Linked DNA regions of Homo sapiens: region 1 is linked to region 2. A link is an interaction called in ENCODE POLR2A ChIA-PET data of the cell type or tissue named here. Cell type or tissue: OCI-LY7. All regions are shown on one strand. Links, peaks and the distances in the headings refer to the core of each region. The heading gives the core; the rest is flanking DNA. Region 1 overlaps SCAMP1 (secretory carrier membrane protein 1). Region 2 overlaps SCAMP1 (secretory carrier membrane protein 1).

Evidence for each region. ChIA-PET counts read pairs that join two places held together with the same protein. Peaks named below come from ENCODE experiments on the same cell type or tissue, not always from the same donor. Only the 100,000 strongest peaks of a DNase experiment are listed, where the experiment ranks them.
Region 1: POLR2A ChIA-PET joins it to region 2 with 18 read pairs; 2 of 35 experiments call an interaction of 5 or more read pairs at or near these places.

Annotation. Positions count from the first base shown.
Region 1 is chr5:78,363,985-78,379,500 of GRCh38, forward strand. The region is part of intron 1 of SCAMP1 (secretory carrier membrane protein 1); the gene reads left to right. Among named protein-coding and RNA genes, the nearest start is that of SCAMP1, 11 kb to the left of the region's middle. In OCI-LY7, for the core only: CTCF peaks have their summits at 3,558 and 3,758; a DNase peak (open chromatin) is centred at 3,557.
Region 2 is chr5:78,450,320-78,465,835 of GRCh38, forward strand. SCAMP1 (secretory carrier membrane protein 1) reads left to right here. Exons shown (of 9, transcript NM_004866.6): 8 at 8,926-9,043. Among named protein-coding and RNA genes, the nearest start is that of SCAMP1, 97 kb to the left of the region's middle. RefSeq lists an enhancer at 7,012-7,621. In OCI-LY7, for the core only: no CTCF peak of the experiment used is centred there; a DNase peak (open chromatin) is centred at 8,712.

The DNA.
Region 1 (15,516 bases), core at 2,655-10,654, 88 kb before region 2:
CACTCTTGAGCTGTTAAAATGGGGTTTTAAAGCTATAGAGGGAAAAATATTTTCTGTATAGTCAACATGTAATTATTGAAGAATTGCTGTATGTCCTTTGTTTTCTGTTGAGTTTATTCATTCAACAAATACTGAAGAAGTGTCTCTGTCCTTATGGCTATTAGTCTAACAGTGAGACAAATATGCTTGGAAAATGAATGAAAGGGGAGAGTTTAATAACCAGCAGAGGTCAGCAATATAGGCTCTTACAAGTCAGCATAAGAGTGTATGGTTAAGTGCCGGAACAAGTGCAGTTTGTTCATAAAAGGAAGAAATTAGTAAGTGGTCAGAAAATTTTCATGCTTTATGCTTTTGCATATTAACATGATAATTGATTGAATAAGATAGTTCATTATGGAAATAACATTTAAATTAATTTTTAAAATATGAAGAGAATTAGAATTTCACAGCTGGGGGGGCAAATTCTTAAAATATATTCAGTCAGATCTCATAGATTAAAAAACAAAGCCCACAGAGGCACACTTGCTCATTGTCTTGTGCCCATGTGTAGGTAGTGTAGAATTGGCATTAGAACTTAGGTCTCCTGATTTCTAGTCCATTACTGGTGACACTGTATGTGCTCCCTGGTTGCATTTTGATACCAAAATTCTTGTTTTGTATTTGGAGGTTAGAGTTGAGGGGAGGCAGCAGAGGATAGGATTAAAAAATTTTGGCTCAAGAATTTGAAAAGATCTGGGCTTGATCCTGGCTTTGACACTAACTGGTTGTGAGACCTTGGAAAGTTACTTAACCTCTTTCAGACTCAGTTTACTCATCGCGTGTTCTCACTCATAGGTGGGAATTGAATAATGAGAACACTTGGACACAGGGTGGGGAACATCACACACCGGGGTCTGTCATGGGGTGGGGGGAGGGGAGAAGGATAGGAGATATACCTAATGTAAATGACGAGTTAATGGGTGCAGCACACCAACATGGCACATGTATACATATGTAACCTGTACGTTGTGCACATGTACCCTAGAAGTATTAAAAAAGAAAGACTCAGTTTACTATTTTGTAAAATAGGGTAATAGTACATTCTCTATAGGATTGTAAATAGGATTAGATGAACATACATTTAGCATATAGTAAGAGCTTAATGTATAGTGGTTTTAATTAGGTACTAATATTTAGTATTAATAGTAATTTAAGAAATTCTGTTTAATGGCCAGGCGCAGTGGCTCACGCCTGTAATCCCAGCACTTTGGGAGGCTGAGGCGGGCGAATCACGAGGTCAGGAGTTCGAGACCAGCCTGGCCAACATGGTGAAACCCCGTCTCTACCAAAAACACAAAAAATTAGCTTGGCGTGGTGGCGGGCACCTGTAATCCCAGCTACTTGGGAGGCTGAGGCAGGAGAATTGCTTGAACCTGGGAGGTGGAGGTTGCAGTGAGCTGAGATGGCACCACTGCACTCCAGCCTGGGCGACAGTGCGAGACTCATCTCAAAAAAAAAAAAAAAAAAAAAAAAAAGTTCTGTTTAATAATCTCTATATGCTTAGCTATGAATTTAGTGAAATTTATGTTACTTTTGGATCTTCTGGAGTGCTGGTAGTAGCTGTTTGACTGATCATAGTCAAGGAATCAAAGCTAAAAATAATTAAGTGCTTTGCCTACATCAACCTGCTAGACTAGACCAAGGTTGTCTGAATTCTGGTGCTTTTTCACAACACGTAGTTCCTCCCTAATAAAATATCTCCATGTTAAAATTGAGCATAGTGTCCATTTTGTTTTGGCCTCAAAAATTAATTTTAGTCTATTGAAATTTTTTTTAGAAATGGCCTAAAATTCAGCATTCTCACTTATGTTATCTTTTAAGTTACAGTAATCTGGTGGCATTGTAAGAGTTGAAATTTAAAATTGAAAATGACCCATAATTCAAGTGTGTTATTCATTTGTCTTAGTCTGTTTGGGCTGCTGTAACAAAGTATAGTACCTCACAGTGGGTAATTTATAAACAACAGAAATTTATTGCCCAGAACTCTGGAGGCTAGGAAGTCCAAGATCAAGGTCCCAGCAGATTCAGTGTATGGTGAGTCCTTTTCCTCATTGATGGCATCTTCTTTGTGTCCTCACATGGCAGAAGGGGATGGCAGCTCTTTGGGGCCCTTTTCTTTTCTTTTCTTTTTTTTTTTTGAGACGGAGTCTTGCTCTGTCGCCCAGGCTGGAGTGCAGGGGTGCCATCTCGGCTCACTGCAACCTCCATCTCCTGGGTTCAAGCGATTCCCCTACCTCAGCCTCCCGAGTAGCTGGGATTATAGGTGCATGCCACCATGCCCAGCTAATTTTTGTATTTTTAGTAGAGACGGAGTTTCACTATGTTGGCCAGGCTGGCCTTGAACTCTTGGCCTCAAGTGATCCACCTGCCTCAGCCTTCCAGAGTGCTGGGATTACAGGTGTATGCCACCACACTTGGCCTCTGGGTCCTTTTTTTAATAGGGATATTAATCCCATTCTTGAGAGCAGAGCCCTGCTGACCTAGTCACCTCACAAAGTCTTCACCTTCTGATACCATCACGTTGGTGATAGGTTTCAGCATGTGATTTTTAAGGAAACAAACGTTCAGACCTTAGTTTTCATTTTGTAACATCAAGAATGTTATCCATCTTATTTCATTTACCTTGACAATGATACTTACAAGTTGATTTCACTCCTCCCTTATCTGTTTAAAATTTTGAGGCTGAGCTTGATAGCTCATGCTTGTAATCCCAGTGCTTTGGGAAGCCAAGGCAGGAGGATTGCTTGAACCCAAGAGTTTGAGACCAGCCTGGGCAACATAGTGAGACTTCCATCTCTACTAAAATTTAAAAGTTAGCTGGGTGTGGTGGTGCACACCTGTAATCTAAGCTACTTGGGAGGCTGAGGCGGGAGGGTGACAGAGTGAGACCCTGTCTCAAAAAAAAAAAAAAAAACCCAAAAAACAAACAAAAAAAAGATATAAAATTTTGAGTTTGGAGATTGGATAGCACTAGGAAAGTATTCTGAGGATTTCCTTTGTGATTGTCACATTTTGAAAACTGTCTTTTAACATTAATCTGGAACATAGTGGTTGCAGTTTGTGGGCCTGTGTTATTTTACGTTCATGTCAACTGCATGAATTCCTGCTCATTTTTCCTCATGTTAATGTTTTTAAAAAGCACATATTGAGCTGCTGTTATATTTCATCAACTTAAGATGCCATCCTTTGTAAGATGCACCATTATCTTATTTACCACTGTCTCACTTATCTGTTGCTATGTAACAATCCCAAAATATAATGGCTTAAAATAACAATTATTTGCTCACGATTCTGTTAATTGCGCTAGACTTAGCTGGGCAGGTTTTTTCTTTTTTTTAATGTTCTTTTCTGGAGTCACTAAAGTGGCTTCAGTCACCTGGTTTATGGTTTCAGATATCCTTACTCAAGTGCCTGCTGGTTACCTGGAGATGTCAGTGGGCACAGCAATTAGCTGTCTTTCATGTAGCCTCTCTACTAGTAATAAATGGGCTTTGTGCATAGTAGCAGCAGTGCTCCCAGAGGGCAAGAGCTGAATCTACAAGGCTTCTTGAATCATATGCTACTTCTGCTGTATTCTGTTGGTCAAAACAAGGCACAAGTTCAGCCTAGATTTTAAAAGGAGTGGCAAGCAATAGGCTCCACTTCTTGACTGGAGACAGACCTATGATCTGAAGATACACCTAGTATAAAATGGCGAGGTAGTCGTAGGATAACTTCACTAGACACTCCCATTCAAATAGGGAAAGAGTGGGAGGCGTGTAGCACCTGCTGATGCATAGCAGTTCTGAAATCTAGCCAGGCACGTGTTGTTAGGGTCCCCTACATTGGGGACAATGAATGTTTCTTGATTAGGGCCCAGTTCTGCTACCTCGTATTGGTTCCTTCACCTGTTATTTTCTTCTGCTTTTGGCTCCACCCTCTGAGAGGTCCTTTATTTATTTTTTTCTATAAGAATGAGCCCTTTTGGCAGCTGAGTAGCATTTTTGGCCTGCTTCTTGCCCATTGAAAATTGGGAGCCCAGAAGTTTCTATTAATTTTGAACTGTTTCTTTAGTCCAGGCTGTCACAACTCTCTTAACAGTTTCTTTTTAATCTTACCAGAGTTCAAACCATGCCTTAAAAACCACATTTGTCATTCTTTTTGAGACAATCTTCATTTAGGGTGAAGTGTCCGTTGCCATGGTCGGTATTCTTCAGATGTTTAGAAAACTTTTGTCTAGGTTGAGCATCTCATATGGCCAGGGGAAGGCTGCTGCCATAGGAGGCTGCTGTGCCACGTGACAAAACTAAGATTTGAACACAGTTTTATTTTGGCCCTGTAGCTTTACAGTCATATGAGATGATGGTGATTATGAAAATTTCGAAAGTAAACTGTTCTTGTGCTGATATTACCAAAAGTTTTTTTTGGACTATGATTAATATTTAATAGTGATAAATGCAGATCCAAATAATTTATTGGTTATTTCCTTAATATGAACCACCAGTGTGATATAGTTGCTGAAAAATATATATTGGCTTAGTGAAATTAGTGATCAGTTCCTTAAAATTAATAATCCTATAGTATTCTGTTCTGGTCTAATAGCTGGGTATTCTTCTCAATTGCAAGTGCATATTTAAAGAGTGGTTTGAAAATACTAGGATATGCCCAAAGAGGACAGTCAGAATGGTCATGGGACTGGAATCAAGTTCTAGGAAGAACAATTTAAGTTTCAATTACTCAGTGGATTTAGTCTACAGAGGGCTAAAGGGAAATAGGAGAGCTCCCATCAGATACTTAAAGTGTTCTTAGGTAAGTGAATAAACTTGTTATTTGTTGCTTTAGAAAAAGAATCTAAGGTTAACTGGCAAAGTTTACTTGAAGGTAAAGGTAAATTTTGTCCAAACAGACTTTTAAAAATCTGCTACCATGGCCTGACAATGCTCTTTTGGTAGGGCATTCTCCAGCACTTGCAGAAATTCAAGCAGAAGTTGGATAACCTACAGAGATGCCTAATTTCAATATTGTAATGTCTCAGGGAATAGGGAGACCCAAGGAGAGGGACAGAGAATGGGAACAACTGGTTGGTGGAATAGTCAGGACACACAATTTTTTTTTTTTTTTTGAGACAGGGTCTCTCTCTGTCTCCAAGGCTGGAGTGCAGTGGCGTGATCTCGGCTCACTGCAACCTCCACCACGCAGGTTCAAGCGATTTTCCTGCCTTAGCCTCCCGAGTAGCTGGGACTATAGGCGTGCACCGCCACACCTGGTTACTTTTTGTATTTTTAGTAGAGACGGGGTTTCACCATGTTGGCCAGGCTGGTCTCCAACTCCTGACCTCAGGTGATCTGCCTGCCTTGGCCTCCCAAAGTGCTGGGATTACAAGCGTGAGTCATCGTGCCCGGCCAGGACACATAACATTTATCAAGTAAGTTTGCAGTGTTATGGGCATGGTTTGTGGCACCCCAAGACAATTACAGTAGTAACATCAAGTATCACTGATCACAGATCACCATAGCAGACATAATGATAATGAAAAAGTTTGCAATATTGCGAATACTACCGTAGTGTGACGCTAGAGATGTGAAGTGAGCACATGCTGTTGGGAAAATGGTGCTGCGAGACTTGCTTGATGCAGGGTTGCCACAAACCTTCAATTTATTTTTTTAAAAAAGGCAATATCTGTGAAGTACAGTGAAACTAGGTATTCCTGCATTTTCTCTGTTCTAATATATCGACCATATTGGATATTGGAATTAAGTATGATCAGTTCAGCTAGAGAGGATGCTTTATGTTCAGAGACCAGCTATGCTCTGAGCCTCAGCTTCTGCTGAGGGAGCAGCCCTCATGGTAGCTTACACATTTGTGATCATGTCCTCTAGGGTGTGACTTTTGCCACCCTGGCCTCAGCTGACTGATCTTAACAAAGGTACTTGTCCAAAGCAGTGGAATAGCAGTTATCTCACTAGGCTTTTGAAGGCCATTTTCAAGAATTCCTGTCCTTCATTAGAGGTGTTTTTTAACTAGAAGGGATGTGCCATGTCATGAAGAATTTCAATCTCTGTGAAACCTGGCGTTCTTCTTTCTGTATATATCTTTAAAATATTCTCCTGCTCCCAGCATTTGGGGTGACCTGAGTGAGTCTGTCTGTTTCAACCAGAATTGCTAAACCGTAAGTGTAAAGTAACATTTTCTTGCCAAAAGGGTGATAGAGTTAAGCCTGTATTTAGACCTACAGTTTTTGGTGGTGTAGTGGAGTAATATACTTGCAAATATTGTAAGATGTTTTTAAATCACAAGGGAGAATTTTCCAACTTTCAGTGGGTGTGGGATATAAAAGGTGACATGGAGTTTGGTTAGATTTAACCTTGTAACAAGTCTCTGAGTTGTTCCTACTGAGGCAGTCTGTAATGTCCTGCAGCGTTTGACTTCATATGTGTAGACTGGTGTGGAAAACCCTGTTCTCCTTTCTGTGCAGAAGGCTTGCAGATCTATACCCAGAGAGCAATCCAGTAATCCCCTTCTCCTTGGCATTTGGCTTTGGGTGCTTTTCAGAATTAGTAATGTTTCTTTATCCATTGCTGGACACCTAAGTTGTTTCTGTTTTTTGTCTATTACAGATAATGTGTCTATAAACATTCCTGTACAAGTGTTCTGTTTGATCACCTGTTTTAAATTCTTTTGGGGATATATACCTACAAGTGGAATTGCCTAGTCATATGGTAACTCTGTTTAATCATGGAGGAGCTTCCAGACCCTTTTCCAAAGTGGCTGTACCATTTTATATTCCTGCTAGCAGTGTATGGGTATGTAGATTTCTCTACATCTTTGTTAACACTTGCTATTACCTGTTTTTTATTCTAGTCATCCTAGTGGGGGTGAAGTGGTATCTTGTGGTTTTGATTTGCAGTCTGCTGATAACTAATGATGTTGAGAATCTTCTCATTTGCTTATTGACATTTGCATATTTTCTTTGATGTCTGTTCAGATCCTTTGGCTATTCTTAGATTGGGTTATTTGTCTTTTTTATTATTGAGTTATAAGAGTTTTTATATATCCTGGATACATACCTTTATCAGGTATGTGATTTGTGACTTTTTTTCCCATTTTCTGGGTTGTCTTTTTACTTTCTTGATAACATCTTTTGAAGCACAAAAGCTTTTAATTGTGTTAAGTTCAAATTACCTATTTTTTGTTGTTGGTGTTTTAGTGTCACATCTAAGAATCCTTTGCCAAATCTGAGGTAAAGAAGGTTTATCCCTATGTTTTCTTCAAAGAGTTTTATAGTTTTAGCTGTTGAATTTAGGTCTATGATTCATTTTGAGTTAATTTTTGTATTTGGTATGACGTAAGGTCAACTTTATTGTTTTGCATGTGGTTATAATGGTTGTTCCAGCACCATTTGTTGAAAAGATTGTTCAGTCCCCATTGAATGATCTTGGCACACTTGTCAAAAATCTCAGTATTCTTAATCTGTGTTCTTGCAAAGGAGATGAAATATTTTATCTGAAAAAGCCCTCATATTTCATGCAAAAATGCCTTGCAAATACCTGGTAGTCACCAGGTTTTCTGAGTATATATTAACTTGTCCGGCTTCTAAAATTGCCAGAGCTACTTTTGCAACTGCTTCTAAGTCTTTGCATACTTTAATGCTTAAAAACAAATTTAATAGCAGGTTTTACACTTGGTTTTAGAATGTAATTATGAACACATTGTCAGTATTACCAACTTGATATGTTTCCTTTTTTAAAAAATAAATGCTTCCTTAAAAGAAATACTTCCATTTATTTTACAGAATACAGTTGAATTAAATAATACATTTTTGCATTTAAGCAGAAACACTGGAACCCCTTAAACTCTTAAAGCAAAGGATATGCGTATAGTGTAAAGCGTTATGCATTTTGAGTATTGCTGAAATCAAATTAGGAAGGAGGGATTTGTGATAGTTATACATTGATAATTATAACTTGATTGATAGTAGAAGAAAACACAAAACATTTGAATGCAAATAATTTAGTATATATAGCTATTAAAGATGTTTGCTTCTCAAACACAGTGAAAACAATGCATAGTGTAGAAGCATTCTGTACGTAACAAATACTTTAAGTTCTCACTTTCTTCAAGAGAAATAAGCTGTGGCTGTGTTATATACATGCTAACGGCAGCCATTTAATCTGTGGAAATCCTCTAATGGTGGTTAGAATTCTTATATGATAATTTGGGATATATGGAGAGCACTGTCAAGTGAAAGTGGTAGGTAATGGGAAAAGAGCATCAGGAGTATTGGCCAGTCATGGCCAGGAGTTGGTAAACTAGGTGTAATTTTACCACCATTTGGCACTTTTTCTTATAAACAAATTCTAAATGGTGGTTAAGCTTCCCAGGCCAGTGCTTACAATTGTAGTATGTAGCACCAAACCCAAGCATTCTCTACAGTAATGTACCCAAAGAGGGGGAAGGTTCATTTGTGATATCAGGGATTCATCCCCTGCTAGCCTACCATGACATTGAAAAGTAATCATAACCTTAAAAACTAATAGCTCAGATATTAAAAAAAAAAATTAGATGTCTTTTTCAAAAATCTCCAAGCAAGTGCACAACTCTCCAACATTTGTATGAAACCTACATCACAAGGTGATTTGTCATAACAATAAAAGGAGTTCTTCTTACTGTTATCCTCACTTCAAGTCATGATATATAATAGCTTCTAAAATCCCTGAGCTTGGTAAGGCAACTAGTAATTTGCATGTCTTGTTTTTGTTTCTATTTATGTTAATACCAAAAAGTTTGAAAGTTAATAAAAAATCAGAGCCTGCTTTAGAAAATACAGGCAACTTGGGGTAAAATAAATAATAATTACATGTTGCAACAAAAGATAATCTTGCATTATTATTTATTTTCTTTATCTGTTATTTAAAAAGATTCCCATCTTTTTTTCTGATTCAAAAGGAAAACTCCTGGAACTATTAATATAAGAAACATAACAACAACAATAACTAAATACTGAAGTTAGAAAAATTAATTTGCCTGTGGTCACCTAGCTAGGAGGTAGAGAAGCAAACCTTAAGCAGTGTGGTTCCAGAGCCCACCTTCTTACCTTCTCCCCTCTGCTAGTGGAATACAAACCTCTGCAAATTTCACTTACTCCTTCTTCTTATCTCCCTGACACCAGGCTAAGAACACAGAAATGTTTGCCTGCAGTATGTATAGTTTATAGAACTTTATCTTATGAACTGAACTCTAAGTGGTGGTGAAGTTCCCCTGAGATTCAGCTATAAACATTTCCATTAAAAATGTTTATATTAAATAGAAAAAGCATGTATTACTACTTTCAAGCTTTGGGAATACATTAATTTGCATTTTTGCAATATGCTACTTACCTTAGGCTTGCTACATCCAATATAAAACCACAGAGACTGACTAACTCAACCTAAAACAAGCATCCCTAGCTGTAGGAAAGTTGCTATGTAGGAAAGTTGCCACATGGGGATAAAATTACACCTCTATTTTTTAAATCTTTCTTAAGGATTTACTATCCATGTAAGACATGTTTATATTCTCTAAATGTTCAGTTCTTTGCCCTACTGATTGCTTTAAGACGTAATTTGGTTTCTTGCCACTGCTCTATCTTTAGGCATATTATCTTTTTTTGACTATAGTTCAGTCAGAACATGTTTTCATGTAGTTCCTATAGCTCAGATATGGTACTACAAAATAGAGTGTGAAATTTGGACTAGCAGGACTGCCTTTACCTCTATGGTATCTGATAACATTTGGTATCTAATTCTTTTGCCAGTGGACCATCTAATTTCTGTTATTTTGGTTAGTGAGTTTGAGTGGACCTAATGGTATAATTTGAAAAACAAACAAAACATATTCTCAGTCTTTATCAACCATTATATTTAAAATGGAGAGCTTGCCAGTTTAATAGGTCTTTATGGTTATTTAAAATTTTATATAATTACTGTGACTGCATTGGAGATTAAAGTGGACCAAACTCAATTGTCTCCAAGAGATTATCATCATTGAAGATGGAGTAAGAGTAGGTTATTTAGTAACGTATATGAAACTCCCAAAAATCAGATGCTGTGATAGTCACTTGGGATACAAGATAAAGAGAATTTTCTGATGTCAAATAATCCACACTTTAGTTGGGAGATATAATGTGTGATAAATGCTTTGATGCTAACAAAACAAGAATAACATGTTCTTCATATTGCAGAAACAGAACTTCCTGAGAAGATGAGGCCTGAACTATCTTAGAGCCTCAGTTCCCCTAAATGCAGAATCTGAGGCAGAAGGCATATGTGTTGTTATACTTCACTTCTCTCATTTTATAGGTAGGGAAATTCGGACACAGAAGTTAATTTTTCTAAGTTTACTCAGGAGTGACAGGACTTGGAATAAAATTGTTTCATGGAATTGCTTCAATAAGGGTAAGGATAATGTGAGAAATAATTTCTCATAGCAATTGCTTAAAAGTGCTGCTGGCAATATAAAATGAAACAAAAAAAGGACCAGACCTCTCAATGTCATTTTGGCTGTAAGCTAAGAAACTAGAATTTCTTGTTTTCTATATTATTTAGGTTCATTACATTTATTATTAATTATCTGCAGGAAATTTTTACCAAATTATATTCACAAATTATGTTTGTTTCCAAAGAAATCTTTCTCTAGAATCTATAGAGTGTACTCGATAATCAAACAGATGCCTACTTAGGAGGTAAGTTGGCTTGGGCATGATTGCTTTAGTTAAGTTTCTAATTTACTAAGGACTGATTTGGGTCTATAAACATAAGTGAGTTTCTTTTAGATTTGAGTAAGACTGTTACGACCCTTGCCATGATATGAATTTTTCAAAATCATGATTTATTGAATAATTCCTAGTGATTATTAAGCACGTATCACAGTTATAAAAGTTTCGCTAAATACACTTGTCTTAGAGTCTTGTTGAGAGATTTTTAATGGCTTTTCCTAGCTCCTTTTTAAAAAAAGTGGGGCATTTAGAAACTGTAGTACTCTTCCAGGTGAGTGAATTTGTTAGTATTTATTAAATTCATATGATTATAGTAACTCTGAGAATTATGGAGTAGGGGAAAAATTGAACTCAGGGGAGGGCCTCTCAGCTTGGGGCATTTCTTGTTTAATCAAATTGTCTAGTGTAAGTGTATAGTCTTGACTGAACCAAGCAGAGCTATTGAAGAGTATTTTAATTACATTTTATAGAGCAGCACAATATTTATTCTTTTTCTTCTGAGGAAATATAGTTTTGAACATAAATTTCTTTATTGCATTTTCTTCCAACAACTTGGTCTTTGGATTTAGATTTGGATTTGAATCCTGACCATGTCACTTATTATATGACTTTGGGCAAATTACTAAAACATCTCTAAGTCAGTATTCTCAGCAGTGAAAGAAAAGATACAGAACCCAAGTCATAAAGCTCTTCTGAGGATTACATGAAATAATTAAGAGTCTGGTATCATGCTAACCTAGATGAATTTTCTTTCTCTCTTTGAATCTGTAGCCTTCAATTTCCCATTGGCTTCCTTGATAGAACTATAAATGTGCATTTTCTTATAAATGTTTAATATATTCAAAATAATACCTTATATCTCATGAAAAAGTGTGAAGGAACTAATGGTGAAAATCTGCTACTGTGTTATATAAAAATACTGGACTGGAAAGATTCTAATCATGTCTCTTGTCATCCTTTGTAATTTTGAAAAACTTAGAGGAAATTTAAGTCTAGTTTGTCATATTTCTTTTTGCTAACATAATTGAATTTGTCCAAATGGACAAAAGTGAAATTATTCTATGAGCCAGTCTTGAATAAGTTGTAGTGCCTGGATCAGTACTGTCCAATAGAAATATAATTTCTGCCGCATATGCAATTTAAAATTTTCTAGTAGCCATATTAGAAAAAAAGGAAAAACCAAGTGAACTTAATTGTAATACATTTTATTTTACTCCATATAAAGAATCTTATTTCAACACCTAATCAATATAAATGTTGCAGGAAGTCAGGGACCCCGACTGTTCATACACCCCCTCCCCTTTTGAAATCCTTAATAAAAACCTGCTGGTTTTGAGGCTCAGGGGGGCATCACGGTCCTACCGATATGTGATGTCATCCCTGGTGGCCCAGCTGTTAAATTCCTCTCTTTATACTGTCTCTCTTTATTTCTAGCCGGCCGACACTTATGAAAAATAGAACTTACGTTGAAATATTGGGGGTGGGTTCCCCCGATATATAAAAATTAGAGATATTTTACATTGTTTTGCTAAATCTTTGAAATTGAAAATCTAATGTATTTTATACTTTTAGCACATCTCAATTGGACTACATTTTAAGAGCTACATGTGGCTGGTGGCTACCATATTTACAGGTAGCACAGGTGTATAGCACATCTATAAAATGCATTACTACAACAGTAGATGGCTTTTGCACACTGTAGGATGTGTGTGATAAACGAATGTCATTTATTATTGCCGGTCTAAAGTTTGTCTCCAGTTCTTAGCAGTCACTTAATGGTGAGAATTTACCTGTCATTGCAATCTGTTCAATAAATGATTTCGCCAGTTTTCATTGCCCATTCCCAAGTATTTAAAAATTTCAAAGGCCTCAAATATATCTACTTCACATTAATTATATCTGTAGGAATGACATGAAAAGGTTTGTATTTTGAAAAGCTGATTCTGGCTTATTATGAAGAATAGATTGGCATGGGGTCGGAGGATAGGGAGGGAAGACCAGTAAGGAGTTCATTGCCATTGACACATGAGAAATACTGGCAGATTGATCTCTGGGGTGGAGGAGGGATTTTTTTGTTTGTTTGTTTTTTGTTTTGCTTGTGTGCATTTTAAAGATGATCAAGACTTGAAATGTGAGGTATCTTGCTGGGAAGAAGCAGTTGAACATATGAGAGAAAAGGATAATTGACAGGGTGATCCTAAGAAAAGTTAGGAGGAGATTAAGCTTAGATATGAAGAAGATTTTCCCCCCTACCTTGGGGGAAAGGCTTCCTCCTTGCTTTTCCTTCCCTCCTCTTTTTTGCTTCCCTTTTCCTTTTTTTCCCCTAACCTCTAGACAATGTGGGAGGTAAGGAAAAAAAAAGCTGAGGCCCTTCTGATGATCTGCAGGACATTGTGAAAACTTCTGTAACACAAAGTCATTTCTCACCAGTTAAAATAACAGTAACCATATTTATTGGCTCTGTTTTTGCTTTGGTGACTCATTGGCAACTCTAGTAATTGCTGTTCCCCTCAGATGCTTTACCTGCTGCTCTCTGCTCCCTTTTCTGGCCACCTTCCTATAACTTAGCTTCTGTTTGTCACTCTTTCTACCATGGCTGTTGTCAGCTTCTACTGCTGCTGTTATAGTTCCCAATTTTATGTCTCATATTCAGTCTCCTCAAAAATGGGAATAGGATTGGATTGATTAGCAGTTAGTCAGTACCGAGTTGCTTCTGTTGGGCCTGCCAGGTTTCCTCGTGTCCAATTCTAAAGATAGTTGCCTTTGGCACAGAGGCCAGTTTCTTATTCTTAGTTATGTAGCCAAGTTAATAGGGTCACGTGACACAAAGATTGGGCAAAGAACTGCTTCTGGTTGCTTTCCTTAGAACATATTTTAAGGAAACACAGGTGGGTATTTTTTGTCCTATTCATTACCTAATATTTGCTATACTTTTTACAATTCTCAGTTAGCCATAGGTGGAGAGCTTTTTTGCTTGATCCTTAACTTACTGTTGGTGGTAATGATGATAGCAGCCTCACCTGTCACTTATTTGAGTCTTTCCCATGTGTGGAAACTATATTAAGCACTTTACATGTAGTAACTCATGAATTATATGATACATTTTACTGATGAAAAAACTGAGGTACAGTGAAATACGAAGTGACTTGTTCAAAGTTTATAGCTTCTTAGTAATGGAACTGGAATTTGAATACAGGCAGCCAGCAATCCGTAGCATAACATTTCTGAACTATGGGTGACCATTGTGATTATCAAATTTCCCCTTAATTTTGAAGATGAGAAAATCGAGAGAGTTTGAGTGACTTGCCTGATGTCACAGTATTGGTCGTTACCAGGTGCTCAGTTTCTGATTCCTAGACTAGTGCTTTTTTCTGCTACAGAACAAGTACCCAGGACATAGAAGGTTTTGGATACTAATCATGAAACCCAAGCCTGTGTTAGCAGATATCATAGTAAGTGTATATATAATGTATAGCTGTACAATAATCATCCATGTAGATTTTTATGTTATTAGACTACTATTTAGCTTAAAAATGACATATGTACAGAGAGAAATAAACAGGAGACTGAGCTTGATTAGTTATATAAGTTGATTGAGTCAATCTCCTTATTTCCAGCAGGTGAAAGCACTGTCTCCCAGGTTGCATCTTTCAGGTTATGTGTGGCAGTGATTAAGAAATATCCAATACAATGCATGGTGTAGGAGAGCATTTGGAATACAGTGAAGGTTCATTCCTCTGGAGAATTTGGTAGAGAAACCTAGTATTGAAGATATAAACTAATTGTGCTAGATGTAAACTTTTATTCTCTTGTTTGGAAAAACATTTGTTTTCATATCCATATTGATATTTTAGTGAAATATGAAGTAAACACTGTGAAGTAACACTGTAAAGTTAAGTGGCATTACTAGAGTATTGACAGAGTAGCCTTGGCTTAACTAATGATGTAAAGATATAACTCTAATGTCTATGCATAGTCAGATCCACATGATATTTAAATTAAACTCTGAAGAATATCTTTACTTGCTACTTAGAAGTTAATAAAATACAGAAGCCAAGTATGATCCTCTAAGTCAACAAAATAAGACTATCTGAGAATCTTTTCCTTATTAGAAATATAAATTCTCAGGCATCATCCCAGACCTACTGAATCAGAAACAAGGTACGTTCAGAGTGACGCTCAGCAATCTGGATTTTACAAGCCCTCCAGGTGACCGCAATGCGTGCTGAAGTTTGAGAACCACAGCCAAAGAAGAAACCAAATTATCAGTTGAAATAATTTTATTTTGATTATGTTGGAGAAGAAGAATAACATTTTCCTGCCACAGTTTTGGAATTATTAATAAGGAATTAGGAATTGGAAAGTCCTAGTTTAATTTTTGTCTCAGACATGCACTAATTGATCTTAAGGAAGTTTCCTGACCTTGTTTAAGGCCACAGCTTCTTTCTCTGAAAAATAGAATGATACAGTCTACCAGGAAAGATCATAGCAAAGATTGGAAATAAAAGTAAATGTAAAAGTAAATGCTGAATACTTAGTAGGCGTCAATATCATTTATCGTTACTTAATTCTTTTTCAGTTTTGTTGTCTTCTCCCAGGTTAGAGACTATGGCTTCCTCAACACTACAGTTGCTAAAGCTAATTTGAAACATTAATTATGTAATAATTCAGAGATATCAGTTCTTTACCTTCCTAAATCTAGTGTCATTCTTGGTATATTGTGTACATGCTTTAATGCTTTGTCA
Region 2 (15,516 bases), core at 4,162-12,161:
CAGAGAGATAGAGGGACCAAGGAATGTGGAAGGGACAGGAAAGAGCTTCAGGGATTCTAAGGAAAAGGGATACCTATTATGTATAAAGCCCTATTTTAGGTATACAAACAGATATATTTTTATATACGAATATACATGGACACTTGTCTTTGAAAGGTAGAATAACTGCACACACGTTATATACATATATCTTTAAACAATCGAATCATTCTCATGGCTCATTCAGTGGGGGACCTCAGAAATGGAGACTATCTGGACCCAGGCTAGGAGGTAATAGCAGATTTAGGTCTCTCTTTACATTCTGATGCAAACATTCCTTGAGTGAAATGGTGGGTGGAAGAGTACACATCTCTAAAATTATCTGTTCCTCTCTTCTTTCTTTTATACTGACTTGCATTCAGCTGTATTCTTACATGTCAGAAGAATGTGTGATGCAACTTTGTTCCACTGTGTACATTAAACCAAAATTGAAATTAGCATTTAATTAGAATGTGTTGAGGACTTACATTTAGTATTCTGCTACTGAAGTGGAGAAGTGATTGGCAGACAACTCCTGGCAGTTCTGCAGAGCTCCTAATGGGCATAAATACATGCAGAAAATTTATATAGATATTTAAAATCAGTTCTCAGATAAAGTAGTTTTTATTATTATTTTAAATAGTGTCTAGTTTTTGGTATTTTAGGGAAAGGAAATGTTTTAAATGTTTAATTAAAAATATACTGCTTACTTTAACAGCACGAGGTTTTTTTAATTCTCGTGAAAGTGAGGTAATTTCTTTCGCTTTTTAGCACAGACATAGGGAAAATGCTAAAATTGAGCATAACAGCATGTATGTGACTAAATAGCGTAAAAAGAGTCTGCTAATGAGGGTGCATACAGAATTGACCTGTTTTAAGATAGACCCTCATGTAGTTCAGATTTTTTAGGTTAAACTTTTTACTTTTAGGTAATCATAGATTCACATACAATCATAATAAATAACACAGAAATCTCAGGTACCCTTTATCCTGTTTCACCCAATGGTAATAATCTTGTAGAACTATAGTAAAATATAAATACCAAGATCTTGACATTGATAGTAAAGATAAAGCACATTTTCATCACCAGAGGATTCCTCATGTTGCTTTTTCATAGCCACTCTCAAAACTCCCCTTTTCCCACTCCTTAACCCCTGGCAATCACTAATGTGTTCTTCATTTTTGTTGTTTTGTCATTTCAAGAAGGTTATAGATGTGGAATCATAGTCTACAACCTTTGGCTTTTTTCCCCTCAGTGTTATTTTCTGGAGATTTATCCAGGTTGTTATGTTTATCTGTAGTTTATTCTAATTTGATTGATTGATTGATTGATTGATTGAGACAGAGTCTCGCCCTATCACCCAGGCTGGAGTGCCGTGGCATGATCTCAGCTCACTGCCTCCACCTCCTCGGTTCAAGTGATTCTCATGCCTCAGCCTCCCGAGTAGCTGGGATTACAGGCGCCTGCCACCCAGCCCAGCTAATTTTTCTATTTTTAGTAGAGACAGGATTTCGCCATGTTGCCCAGGCAGGTCTTGAAGTCCTGGCCTCGTGTGATCTGCCCGCCTCAGCCTTCCATAATACTGGGATTACAAGCGTGAGCTACCATGTCTGGCCTCCTTTTTATTTTTGAGTAGTATTCTATGATATGGATGTATCACAGGTTATTTAACTGTTCACCAGTTGAAGGGCATCAGTATTGTGTCCAGTTTTGGACTATTACAAATAAAGCTGCCATGAAATTTGTGAATAGATTTTTGTGTGAACATAATTTTCATTTCTCTGGGATAAATGCCCAAGAGTGTAATTATTGGATTATATGGATGTTGCACATTTAGTTTTCTTTTCTTTTTTTTTTTATTATACTTTAAGTTTTAGGGTACATGTGCACATTGTGCAGGTTAGTTACATATGTATACATGTGCCATGCTGGTGCGCTGCACCCACTAACTCGTCATCTAGCATTAGGTATATCTCCCAATGCTATCCCTCCCCCCTCCCTCCCCCCACCCCACGACAGTCCCCAGAGTGTGATATTCCCCTTCCTGTGTCCATGTGATCTCATTGTTCAATTCCCACCTATGAGTGAGAATATGCGGTGTTTGGTTTTTTGTTCTTGCGATAGTTTACTGAGAATGATGATTTCCAATTTCATCCATGTCCCTACAAAGGACATGAACTCATCATTTTTTATGGCTGCATAGTATTCCATGGTGTATATGTGCCACATTTTCTTAATCCAGTCTATCATTGTTGGACATTTGGGTTGGTTCCAAGTCTTTGCCATTGTGAATAATGCTGCAATAAACATACGTGTGCATGTGTCTTTATAGCAGCATGATTTATAGTCCTTTGGGTATATACCAGTAATGGGATGGCTGGGTCAAATGGTATTTCTAGTTCTAGATCCCTGAGGAATCGCCACACTGACTTCCACAATGGTTGAACTAGTTTACAGTCCCACCAACAGTGTAAAAGTGTTCCTATTTCTCCACATCCTCTCCAGCACCTGTTGTTTCCTGACTTTTTAATGATCGCCATTCTAACTGGTGTGAGATGATATCTCATTGTGGTTTTGATTTGCATTTCTCTGATGGCCACTGATGAGCATTTTTTCATGTGTTTTTTGGCTGCATAAATGTCTTCTTTTGAGAAGTGTCTGTTCATGTCCTTCGCCCACTTTTTGATGGGGTTGTTTGTTTTTTTCTTGTAAATTTGTTTGAGTTCATTGTAGATTCTGGATATTAGCCCTTTGTCAGACGAGTAGGTTGCGAAAATTTTCTCCCATTTTGTAGGTTGCCTGTTCACTGTGATGGTAGTTTCTTTTGCTGTGCAGAAGCTCTTTAGTTTAATTAGATCCCATTTGTCAATTTTGGCTTTTGTTGCCATTGCTTTTGGTGTTTTGGACATGAAGTCCTTGCCCATGCCTATGTCCTGAATGGTAATGCCCAGGTTTTCTTCTAGGGTTTTTATGGTTTTAGGTCTAACGTTTAAGTCTTTAATCCATCTTGAATTGATTTTTGTATAAGGTGTAAGGAAGGGATCCAGTTTCAGCTTTCTACATATGGCTAGCCAGTTTTCCCAGCACCATTTATTAAACAGGGAATCCTTTCCCCATTGCTTGTTTTTCTCAGGTTTGTCAAAGATCAGATAGTTGTAGATGTGTGGCGTTATTTCTGAGGGCTCTGTTCTGTTCCATTGATCTATATCTCTGTTTTGGTACCAGTACCATGCTGTTTTGGTTACTGTAGCCTTGTAGTATAGTTTGAAGTCAGGTAGTGTGATGCCTCCAGCTTTGTTCTTTTGGCTTAGGATAGCCTTGGCGATGCGGGCTCTTTTTTGGTTCCATATGAACTTTAAAGTAGTTTTTTCCAGTTCTGTGAAGAAAGTCATTGGTAGCTTTATGGCGATGGCATTGAATCTGTAAATTACCTTGGGCAGTATGGCCATTTTCACGATATTGATTCTTCCTACCCATGAGCATGGAATGTTCTTCCATTTGTTTGTATCCTCTTTTATTTCCTTGAGCAGTGGTTTGTAGTTCTCCTTGAAGAGGTCCTTCACATCCCTTGTAAGTTGGATTCCTGGGTATTTTATTCTCTTTGAAGCAATTGTGAATGGGAGTTCACTCATGATTTGGCTCTCTGTCTGTTATTGGTGTATAAGAATGCTTGTGATTTTTGCACATTGATTTTGTATCCTGAGACTTTGCTGAAGTTGCTTCTCAGCTTAAGGAGATTTTGGGCTGAGACAGTGGGGTTTTCTAGATATACAATCATGTCGTCTGCAAACAGGGACAATTTGACTTCCTCTTTTCCTAATTGAATGCCCTTTATTTCCTTCTCCTGCCTAATTGCCCTGGCCAGAACTTCCAACACTATGTTGAATAGGAGTGGTGAGAGAGGGCATCCCTGTCTTGTGCCAGTTTTCAAAGGGAATGCTTCCAGTTCTTACCCATTCAGTATGATATTGGCTGTGGGGTTGTCATAGATAGCTCTTATTATTTTGAAATACGTCCCATCAATACCTAATTTATTGAGAGTTTTTAGCATGAAGTGTTGTTGAATTTTGTCAAAGGCTTTTTCTGCATCTATTGAGATAATCATGTGGTTTTTGTCTTTGGCTCTGTTTATATGCTGGATTACATTTATTGATTTGCATATATTGAACCAGCCTTGCATCCCAGGGATGAAGCCCACTTGATCATGGTGGATAAGCTTTTTGATGTGCTGCTGGATTCGTTTTGCCAGTATTTTATTGAGGATTTTTGCGTCAATGTTCATCAAGGATATTGGTCTAAAATTCTCTTTTTTGGTTGTGTCTCTGCCAGGCTTTGGTATCAGAATGATGCTGGCCTCATAAAATGACTTAGGGAGGATTCCCTCTTTTTCTATTGATTGGAATAGTTTCAGAAGGAATGGTACCAGTTCCTCCTTGTACCTCTGATCGAATTCGGCTGTGAATCCATCTGGTCCTGGACTCTTTTTGGTTGGTAAAATATTGATTATTGCCACAATTTCAGATCCTGTTATTGGTCTATTCAGAGATTCAACTTCTTCCTGGTTTAGTCTTGGGAGAGTGTATGTGTCGAGGAATTTATCCATTTCTTCTAGATTTTCTAGTTGATTTGCGTAGAGGTGTTTGTAGTATTCTCTGATGGTAGTTTGTATTTCTGTGGGATCAGTGGTGATATCCCCTTTATCATTTTTTATTGTGTCTATTTGATTCTTCTCTCTTTTTTTCTTTATTAGTCTTGCTAGTGGTCTATCAATTTTGTTGATCCTTTCAAAAAACCAGCTCCTGGATTCATTAATTTTTTGAAGGGTTTTTTGTGTCTCTATTTCCTTCAGTTCTGCTCTGATTTTAGTTATTTCTTGCCTTCTGCTAGCTTTTGAACGTGTTTGCCCTTGCTTTTCTAGTTCTTTTAATTGTGATGTTAGGGTGTCAATTTTGGATCTTTCCTGCTTTCTCTTGTGGGCATTTAGTGCTATAAATTTCCCTCTACACACTGCTTTGAATGCATCCCAGAGATTCTGGTATGCTGTGTCTTTGTTCTCATTGGTTTCAAAGAACATCTTTATTTCTGCCTTCATTTCGTTATGTATCCAGTAGTCATTCAGGAGCAGGTTGTTCAGTTTCCATGTAGTTGAGTGGTTTTGAGTGAGATTCTTAATCCTGAGTTCTAGTTTGATTGCACTGTGGTCTGAGAGATAGTTTGTTATAATTTCTATTCTTTTACATTTGCTGAGGAGAGCTTTACTTCCAAGTATGTGGTCAATTTTGGAATAGGTGTGGTGTGGTGCTGAAAAAAATGTATATTCTGTTGATTTGGGGTGGAGAGTTCTGTAGATGTCTATTAGGTCTGCTTGGTGCAGAGCTGAGTTCAATTCCTGGGTATCCTTATTGACTTTCTGTCTTGTTGATCTGTCTAATGTTGACAGTGGGGTGTTAAAGTCTCCCATTATTAATGTGTGGGAGTCTAAGTCTCTTTGTAGGTCACTCAGGACTTGCTTTATGAATCTGGGTGCTCCTGTATTGGGTGCATATATATTTAGGATAGTTAGCTCTTCTTGTTGAATTGATCCCTTTACCATTATGTAATGGCCTTCTTTGTCTCTTTTGATCTTTGTTGGTTTAAAGTCTGTTTTATCAGAGAGTAGGATTGCAACCCCTGCCTTTTTTTGTTTTCCATTTGCTTGGTAGATCTTCCTCCATCCTTTTATTTTGAGCCTATGTGTGTCTCTGCACATGAGATGGGTTTCCTGAATACAGCACACTGATGGGTCTTGACTCTTTATCCAATTTGCCAGTCTGTGTCTTTTAATTGGAGCATTTAGTCCATTTACATTTAAAGTTAATATTGTTATGTGTGAATTTGATCCTGTCATTATGATGTTAGCTGGTGATTTTGCTCGTTAGTTGATGCAGTTTCTTCCTAGTCTCGATGGTCTTTACATTTTGGCATGATTTTGCAGCGGCTGGTACCGGTTGTTCTTTTCCATGTTTAGCGTTTCCTTCAGGAACTCTTTTAGGGCAGGCCTGGTGGTGACAAAATCTCTCAGCATTTGCTTGTTTGTAAAGTATTTTATTTCTCCTTCACTTATGAAGTTTAGTTTGGCTGGATATGAAATTCTGGGTTGAAAATTCTTTTCTTTAAGAATGTTGAATATTGGCCCCCACTCTCTTCTGGCTTGTAGGGTTTCTGCCGACAGATCTGCTGTTAGTCTGATGGGCTTCCCTTTGAGGGTAACCCGACCTTTCTCTCTGGCTGCCCTTAACATTTTTTCCTTCATTTCAACTTTGGTGAATCTGACAATAATGTGTCTTGGAGTTGCTCTTCTTGAGGAGTATCTTTGTGGTGGTCTCTGTATTTCCTGAATCTGAGCGTTGGCCTGCCTTGCTAGATTGGGGAAGTTCTCCTGGATAATATCCTGCAGAGTGTTTTCCAACTTGGTTCCATTCTCCCCATCACTTTCAGGTACACCAATCAGACGTAGATTAGGTCTTTTCACATAGTCCCATATTTCTTGGAGGCTTTGCTCATTTCTTTTTATTCTTTTTTCTCTAAACTTCCCTTCTTGCTTCATTTCATTCATTTCATCTTCCATTGCTGATACCCTTTCTTCCAGTTGATCGCATGGGCTCCTGAGGCTTCTGCATTCTTCACGTAGTTCTCGAGCCTTGGTTTTCAGCTCCATCAGCTCCTTTAAGCACTTCTCTGTATTGGTTATTCTAGTTATGCATTCTTCTAAATTTTTTTCAAAGTTTTCAACTTCTTTGCCTTTGGTTTGAATGTCCTCCCGTAGCTCAGAGTAATTTGATCGTCTGAAGCCTTCTTCTCTCAACTCGTCAAAGTCATTCTCCATCCAGCTTTGTTCCGTTGCTGGTGAGGAACTGCGTTCCTTTGGTAGAGGAGAGGCGCTCTGCGTTTTAGAGTTTCCAGTTTTTCTGTTCTGTTTTTTCCCCGTCTTTGTGGTTTTATCTACTTTTGGTCTTTGATGATGGTGATGTACAGATGGGTTTTTGGTGTGGATGTCCTTTCTGTTTGTTAGTTTTCCTTCTAACAGACAGGACCCTCAGCTGCAGGTCTGTTGGAATACCCTGTCGTGTAAGGTGTCAGTGTGCCCCTGCTGGGGGGTGCCTCCCAGTTAGGCTGCTCGGGGGTCAGGGGTCAGGGACCCAGTTGAGGAGGCAGTCTGCCCGTTCTCAGATCTCCAGCTGCGTGCTGGGAGAACCACTGCTCTCTTCAAAGCTGTCAGACAGGGACATTTAAGTCTGCAGAGGTTACTGCTGACTTTTTGTTTGTCTGTGCCCTGCCCCCAGAGGTGGAGCCTTCAGAGGCAGGCAGTCCTCCTTGAGCTGTGGTGGGCTCCACCCAGTTCGAGCTTCCCGGCTGCTTTGTTTACCTAAGCAAGCCTGGGCAATGGTGGGCGCCCCTCCCCCAGCCTCGCTGCCGCCTTGCAGTTTGATCTCAGATTGCTGTGCTAGCAATCAGCGAGACTCCGTGGGCGTAGGACCCTCCGAGCCAGGTGCAGGATATAATCTCGTGGTGCGCCATTTTTTAAGCCGGTCCGAAAGGCGCAATATTCGGGTGGGAGTGACCCGATTTTCCAGGTGCGTCTGTCACCCCTTTCTTTGACTCGGAAAGGGAACTCCCTGACCTCTTGCGCTTCCCAAGTGAGGCAATGCCTCGCCCTGCTTCGGCTTGTGCACGGTGCGCGCACCCACTGACCTGTGCCCACTGTCTGGCACTCCCTAGTGAGATGAACCTGGTACCTCAGATGGAAATGCAGAAATCACCCGTCTTCTGCGTCGCTCTCGCTGGGAGCTGTAGACCGGAGCTGTTCCTATTCGGCCATCTTGGCTCCTCTCCGCATGTTTAGTTTTCTAAAGAAACAGACAAACTGTTCTCTAGAATGCTTGTGCTATTTTACACTCCCACCAACAATTATGAGCAATTTAGTCTCCACTTCCTCACCAGCATTTAGTGGTTATTACTTTTTATTTTAGCCATCCTAATAGGTGTGTAGTGATATCTCATTGTGGTTTTGAACATCTTTTCATGTGCTTATTTGTCGTCTTTATGTCCTCTTAGTAAAATGTCTCTGCATGTCTTTTATCCATTTTCTTAATTTTTGTATTCTGTTGAGCTTTGAAAGTTATGTATATTCTAGATGTGAATCCTTTGTTGGATATATGGTTTATAAATATCTTCTTTCATAATTCAGCAGAATTGAAAATAAACATTTAAAAAAATGTAATAATAGGCCAGGTGCAGTGGCTCACGCTATAATCCCAGTTTGGGAGGCCGAGTCAGGTGGATCACGAGGTCAGGAGTTCGAGACCAGTCTGACCAACATGGTGAAACCCCGTCTCTACTAAAGATACAAAAAGTAGCCAGGCGTGGTGGCACGCACCTGTAATCCCAGCTACTCAGGAGGCTGAGGTAGGAGAATCGCTTGAACCCAGGAGGCGGAGATTACAATGAGCCGAGATCATGCCACTATACTGCAGCCTGGGCAACAGAGCGAGCTTCTGTCTCAAAAAAAAGAGTAATAATAAATTCAAAACTCATAAGCTTAAAAAATGTACAGCTTAAAAAATGTACAGTCTGGAATTAAACACTTGAGACTCTGGAGTTTGGTTTGCTTTTGAATTTAGACTATGCCATTTATAAGCTGTGTGACCTCGGGCAGATTACTGAATGTCTCAGTTCCTCATTTGTCAAATGGGGATTTAAAACAGCATCTATCCTATTGGGTGGGTTGTGAGAATTAAATGCACTAATACACATAAAGAACTTGAATATTGCCTGGCTGATAAGTGTTGAATATGTGTTAGATATTATGCTATTTTTAAAAAGTTTACATCAACTTTTGCCTAATTACACTTTTTATTACTTTTTAGTGGTTGGATTTCATCCCTTACTGGTCTCAACCAAAATATTCCTGTTGGAATCATGATGATAATCATAGCAGCACTTTTCACAGCATCAGCAGTCATCTCACTAGTTATGTTCAAAAAAGTAAGTGAAATTTTATGTCTAAATTTTTATAGTGAACGTGATGTAAAGTTCTCATTTTCCTATTTTGCTATAATTTGGTGTAACCTGAAGCCATTTTATCGTTATTGTATGAGTTTGCTCTCTGAGGATTACTTTTTACAATTAAAAGTTATGCATAAGTACATTTTAGAAAATTGCATCACATTTTAAACTTCAGTAAAAAGGGAATATTTTAAAATCATTTTAACTGAAGGCTTTCATGAGTTAAAGAGTCAGCCTCATTTTTAAAATTTGGATTTTTAAATATACTCTAAATTTCTTTTTTTTGATATGAAGGATATTAGCCTGTTAATAAATAGAAGTAAAATTATTATGTGATATGTACATTTTATTCATATATATCTCTTAGGTTTTTGTTTTGTTTTTTAATTTTTTATTATAAATTCAGAGGGAACATGTGCAGGTTTGTTACATGGTTATGTTGCATAATGCTGGGGTTTGGGCTTCTATTGAACCCATCACCCAAATAGTGAACATAGTACCCGATAGTTTTTCAAGCTTTGCTCTTCTCCCTCCCTCCCTTTTGGGTCCCCGGTGTCTGTTTCCATCTTTATGTCTGTGTGAACCCTTTGTTTAGCTCCCACTTCTAAGTGAGAACATGCAGTATTTGATTTTCTGTTAGTGTGTTAATTCACTTAGGATAATGGCGTGCAGCTGCATCTATGTTGCTACGAAGGACATAATTTCATTTTTTAGGTGGTGTAGTATTTCGTGATGTATATGTATCACATTTTCTTTATTCAGTCTACTATTGATGGACGCTTAGGTTGATTCTGTGACTTTGCTATTGTGACTAGTGCTGCAATAAGCATATGAGTGCAGGTGTCTTTTTGATAAAATGATTTCTTTTCCTTTGGTTAGATACCCAGTATAGGGTGATTGCTGGGTTGAATGGAAGGTCTATTTTTACTTCTTTGAGAAATCTCCATACTGTTTTCCACAGAAGTAGAACAAATTTATATTCCCGTCAACGGTATATAAGCATTCCATTTTCTCTGCATCCTTGCCAACATCTGTTGTTTTTTGAGTTTTTAATAATAGCCATTTTGACTGGTGTGAGATGGGAATTATTGTGGTTTTGATTTGCATTTCTCTGATTGGTGATGTTGAGTTTTCTTCCATTTGTTGGCTGCTTGTATGTCTTCATTCAAGAAGTGTCTGTTGATATCCTTTGCCTACTTTTTAATGGGGTTTTTTTTTTCTTGTTGATTTGTTTAAGTCCTTTATACATTCTGGATATTAGTCCTTTGTCAGATGCATAGTTTGCACATATTTTCTCCCATCCTGTAGATTGTCTCTTTACTCTGTTTATTCTCTCTTTCTTTCTTTTGGTTTCTTTTCTCCTTCCTTCCTTCCTTCCTTCCTTCCTTCCTTCCTTCCTTCCTTCCTTCCTTCCTTCCTTCCTCCCTTCCTTCCTTCCTTTCTTGTCTTTCCTCTATCTGTCTCTCTTTCTGTCTTCCTGTCTCTTTTGTGAAAGAGAGTCTCACTCTGTCACCCAGGCTGGAGTGCAGTGGCTCAATCTCAGCTCATTGCAATCTCCACCTCCCGTGTTCACACAATTTTCCTGTCTCAGCCTCTTGAGTAGCTAGGATTACAGGTGTGCACCAGCATGCCTGGCTAATTTTTATATGTTTAGTAGAGATGGAGTTTGACCATGTTGGCCAGCCTGGCCTTGAACTCCAGACCTCAAATGATCAGCCCTCACAAAGTACTGGGATTACAGGCATGAGCCACCACGCCCAGCCTGTTTAGTGTTTCTTTTGCTATGCAGAAGCTCTTTAAGTCCCATTTGTCAATTTTTGTTTGTGTTCCATTTGCTATTGAGGTCTTAGTAGTAAATTCTTTGTCTAGGCCAATGTCTAGAAGAGTATTTCCTAGATTTTCTTCTAGGATTTTTGTAGTTTGAGGTTTTACATTTAAGTCTTCAATCCATCTTGAGTTAATTTTTGTATGTGGTGAGAAGTAGGGGTCAATTTTATTCTTCTGCATGTGGCTAGCCAGTTTACCCAGCACCATTTATTGAATAGGGTGTCCTTTCCCCATTGTTCATTATTGTCAGCTTTGTTAAAGATCAGTTGGTTGTAGGTGTGTGGCATTATTTCTGGGTTCTCTGTTCGATTGGTCTGTTTTTGTACTGGTTACCATGCTGCTTGCTTACCATAGTCTTTTTTCTTTTTTGAGACAGAATCTTGCTCTGACGCCCAGGCTGGAGTGCAGTGGCACAATCTCGGCTCACTGCACCCTCAGCCTCCCCAGGTTCAAGTGATTCTCATGCCTCAGACAGCCAAGTAGTTGGGACTAACAAGCGTGAACCACCATGCCTGGCTGATTTTTGTATTTTTAGCAGAGACGGGATTTCACCATGTTGGCCAGGTTGGTCTCTAACTCCTGGCCTCAAGTGATCCGCCCGCCTCAGCCTCCCAAAGTGCTGGGATTACAGGTGTGAGCCACTGTGCACTATAGTTTGAAGTCAGGCAATATGATGCCTCTGGCTTTGTTCTTTTTGCTTAGGATTGCTTTAGCTATTCAGACTCTTTTTGGTTCCATATGAATTTTAGAATTGTATTTTCTACTTCTGTGAAAAATGATGTTGGTAATTTGATAGGATTGTATTGAATCTATATATTGCTTTGGACAGTATGGTCATTGTAACAATATTGATTCTTCTAATCCATGAATGTGGATGTTTTTCCATTTCTTTGTGTCATGTGTGATTTCTTTCATCAGTGATTTGCAATTCTTCTTATGGAGTTCTTTCACCTTCTTAGTTAAATGTATTCTGGATGTGTGTAGGAGTGTGTGTGTGTGTGTGTGTGTGTGTGTGTGTCTATTGTAAATGGGATTGGGTTCTTTATTTGGTTCTCAGCTTGAACGTTGTTGGTGTTTAGAAATGCTACTGATTTTTGTATGTTGATTTTGTATCTTGAAACTTTTTGTTGGTTTTTTGAGACAGAATCTCACTCTGTTGCCCAGGCTGGAGTGCAGTGGTGTGATCTTGGCTCACGGCAGCCTCTACCTCCTGGGTTCAAGCAATTCTCATGTTTTAGCCTCCTGAGTAGTCGGGATTACAGATGTGGCACCTGGCTAATTTTTTTTGTATTTTTAGTAGAGATGATTTCGCCATGTTGGCCAGTCTGGTCTGTAACTCCTGACCTCAAGTGATCTACTTGCCTTGGCCTCCCAAAGTTCGGGATTACAGGTGTGAGCCACCACACCCAGTCTGTATCTTGAAACTTTACTCAAGTTAGTTATCAGGTTTAGGAGTCATTTAGGATTTGTAACTGCCCAGTTGTTTTAGCTACACTTCTTCCTGTAGAATTCCCATGTCTGTTTTCACAGCTTTAAAAAAAAAATCATTACATAGAGGAAGGTAAATTAGTGTTTTTATTTGTTTATTTAAAGTTTTATTTTGTCTTGGATATATGTAATTTTGATATATTTTATATGTATTCAAACATGATATTGAGACCTTGGGAATAACACCTATGTTTTAAATGAAAAAGACTTTTTGATAGGTCTCACTTTAAAGAAAATAAGTCCTTATAATTTTTTTTACCATTTCATTACTTGAGACTATGTATGAGGAATGCATAGAAATAATTTTACCTTATATTTAAAACCACTTTTACTCTTTCAGTACTTTACTCAGACATTTGTCTTTTATCCTTCTCAAAACCCTACGAAGGTTAGACTGTGTCCGTTCTTCCATATTTTCTCTATTTGAAATTTTTAACTTCTCTTCTGCACCAAACACACATACCATTGACACTCAGCTCTCTAATGTTACTAAATCCCTTTTCCAGTTTTCCTCCTCCTTAACCTCTGTAGCTTTCTACACCACAGATGGCTCCTCTGCTAAGACTTTGCAATGATGTTCTAATTCTCTTGACTCTCTGGCTATTCTTTCTCCTCCATTTCTTCATCCAGTTCATAAATTAAGGTCTTAAATGTAATCGGCTCTTTGTGCTATGCAGTCATTTTCTTTGGGAATTTCATCTTCCCTTATTATTTCAGTTTCTTCTCTACCTAGATGACCTAGAATCTTGGAATTGGAAAAGATAATGCATTGCATAAACCTTTAGTTGCATCTTCAATTGGTCATTTTCATCTCCAGTTGTTGATTGATGTCATCTTCTCACAGTAATGCCTCATAAACTCTTCAGTTTCTTAGTGATAGATGTTCCTTTTGAACGTTCTGAGTAATATTCAAGAAGCATTTATTAAGACCACATATTGTATAGATTCCATTATTGTGAAATGTATAAAATGGGCAAATATATAGAGACAGAAAATGTATTACAGCTTGCCTGTGGCTTATGGGTGGGGTGGGGAGTGAGGGTAATGAAAGTATTCTAAAATTAGGTTGTGTAGATATTATAGTCACAACTCTATGAATATACTAAAAATCATTGAATTGTACACTTTAAAGGGTAAAATGCATAGTATACAGATTTTATCTTAATGAAGCTTTTTTTTTTGAAGAAACACTTATTGAATACCTACTAATGAGATGGCACTAAGCACTTTATGTAATTCCATTGAACATTTTTGTCAGTGCTGTGATTGCTTCTGTCAGTGCTTCCATTACTTCTTTTTTGAGACAGAATCTGTCTGTCGCCAGGCTGGAGTGCAGTGGCGCGATCTTGGCTCACTGCAGCCTCCGCCTCCCGGGTTCAAGCGATTCTCCTGACTCAGCCTCCCAAGTAGCTGGGACTACAGGCATGCGCCACCACACTCAGCTATTTTTTTTTTTCTTTTTTTGAGATAGAGTCTTGCTCTGTCACCAGGCTGGAGTGTGATGGCGTGATCTCTGCTCACTGCAGCCTCCAACTCCCTGGTTCAAGCAGTTCTCCTGCCTCAGCCTCCTGAGTAGCTGGGATTACAGGCATGTGCCACCATGCCTGGCTAATTTTTGTATTTTTAGTAGAGACAGGGTTTCACCATGTTGGCCAGGATGCTCTTGATCTCCTGACCTCGTGTTCTGCCTACTGGGATTACAGGCATGAGCCACCACGCACAGCCACTTCCATTACTTTTTAATTCACTTTCTTAGATACCTTTTTAGTATCTTTTCCATTTCCAACCTCAGCTAATCCAGAAATTCTTTTTACAGGTTACTTATATTCCCTCATCCTTCTCGCAGTCCATTTAATATATAATTCCTATATTAACCTTAAAAAAACCCCAACAAATTGGCACTCTGCAGATTTTTGACGTGGATCTGGGATTGGGAACGGCATTTTGGTGGCAGTGCGAAGAAGGGCTACATTCAGAAACACCAGCATTGCTAAGGTTGTAAAAACACACTACATGCCATAAAGCCATCAAATGGGCCTTAATAACCTAATGATGAAATCACTTTTATTTTGCTCAGCCATACTCTGGGCCCTATGCAGAACACTTCACCAGTATTATGCCATTTTGTCCTCTCGGAGAATCACAGATTGGGATTATAGTGGTGGTGGGAAGAAGGGCTAATGGTGACGTCTCACAGCTCCATGATTCACACTTTCTATTCTTGTCAGACTGTACTGCTCGGTTTCTTCAAATACATCATGTACATTCCTTTGTTCCAGATTTTGTTTATATGATGTTTTTTAATCCGTGCATTAATTCGTCTTCTCTGCTATTTGAAGACCTACTAGTATTCTTTCAAGACCCAGCTCCGATCTTGCTGTGTCTCCCAGAATGTTTTTTGTTGCCTTGTATCTTAGGGACCATGTCATTCTCTGTTTTCTTGGGGAAACTTAACTGTCTATATTGCTTACTGTGGCACCTGGGCATAAGCCAGTTTTTATGCCTTATGGTGCATGTATTCTGGGTACGCAGCTGTTAAGCACCCCCCGCGTGAACAAGTCTTTTAGCATTGGAATTAGATGAGAAGAGCAAGAGTTTTGCTTTGGAACCATACAACTCAGGTTGAAATTTTGACAGCTTCACTTACAGCTCTGTGACCTGAGACAGACTTCTGTAACCACTCAGGTTTGGTGTCCTCAACTGTACTCCAAGCTGCGTGAGAGTGGAGACCTGTTCTGTATGCTTTCAGGTTGTAATTCTCACATCTGGAACAGTGACATGCAGTGATTGGCATGTGATAGGCACTCAGATATTTGTTGAATAAAAGAAGGAATGGGAAGAGTAACCACTTTCATAGGGTTGGTGTGAGGATTAAATGAAACAGTGAATGTAAACTGCATAGAATAGGGCCTTCTCAGTTAATAGTTTTCCTTTCTGATCTTGACCTTTTTATCATTTTATATTCAGGGTCTGGTTTAGTGTCTACTTTTGTTTAGTAGATGCCTTTATCAGTCAGCATGCTATCAGAAACAGAAAGAATGAAAAGGTTAATTGCGGGGAATTGGCTGGTGAGGTCAGTCTGATATCAAGAGGGCAGGCCGGAACTCTCAGGCAGAAGTTGAAACTCTGGTCCACAA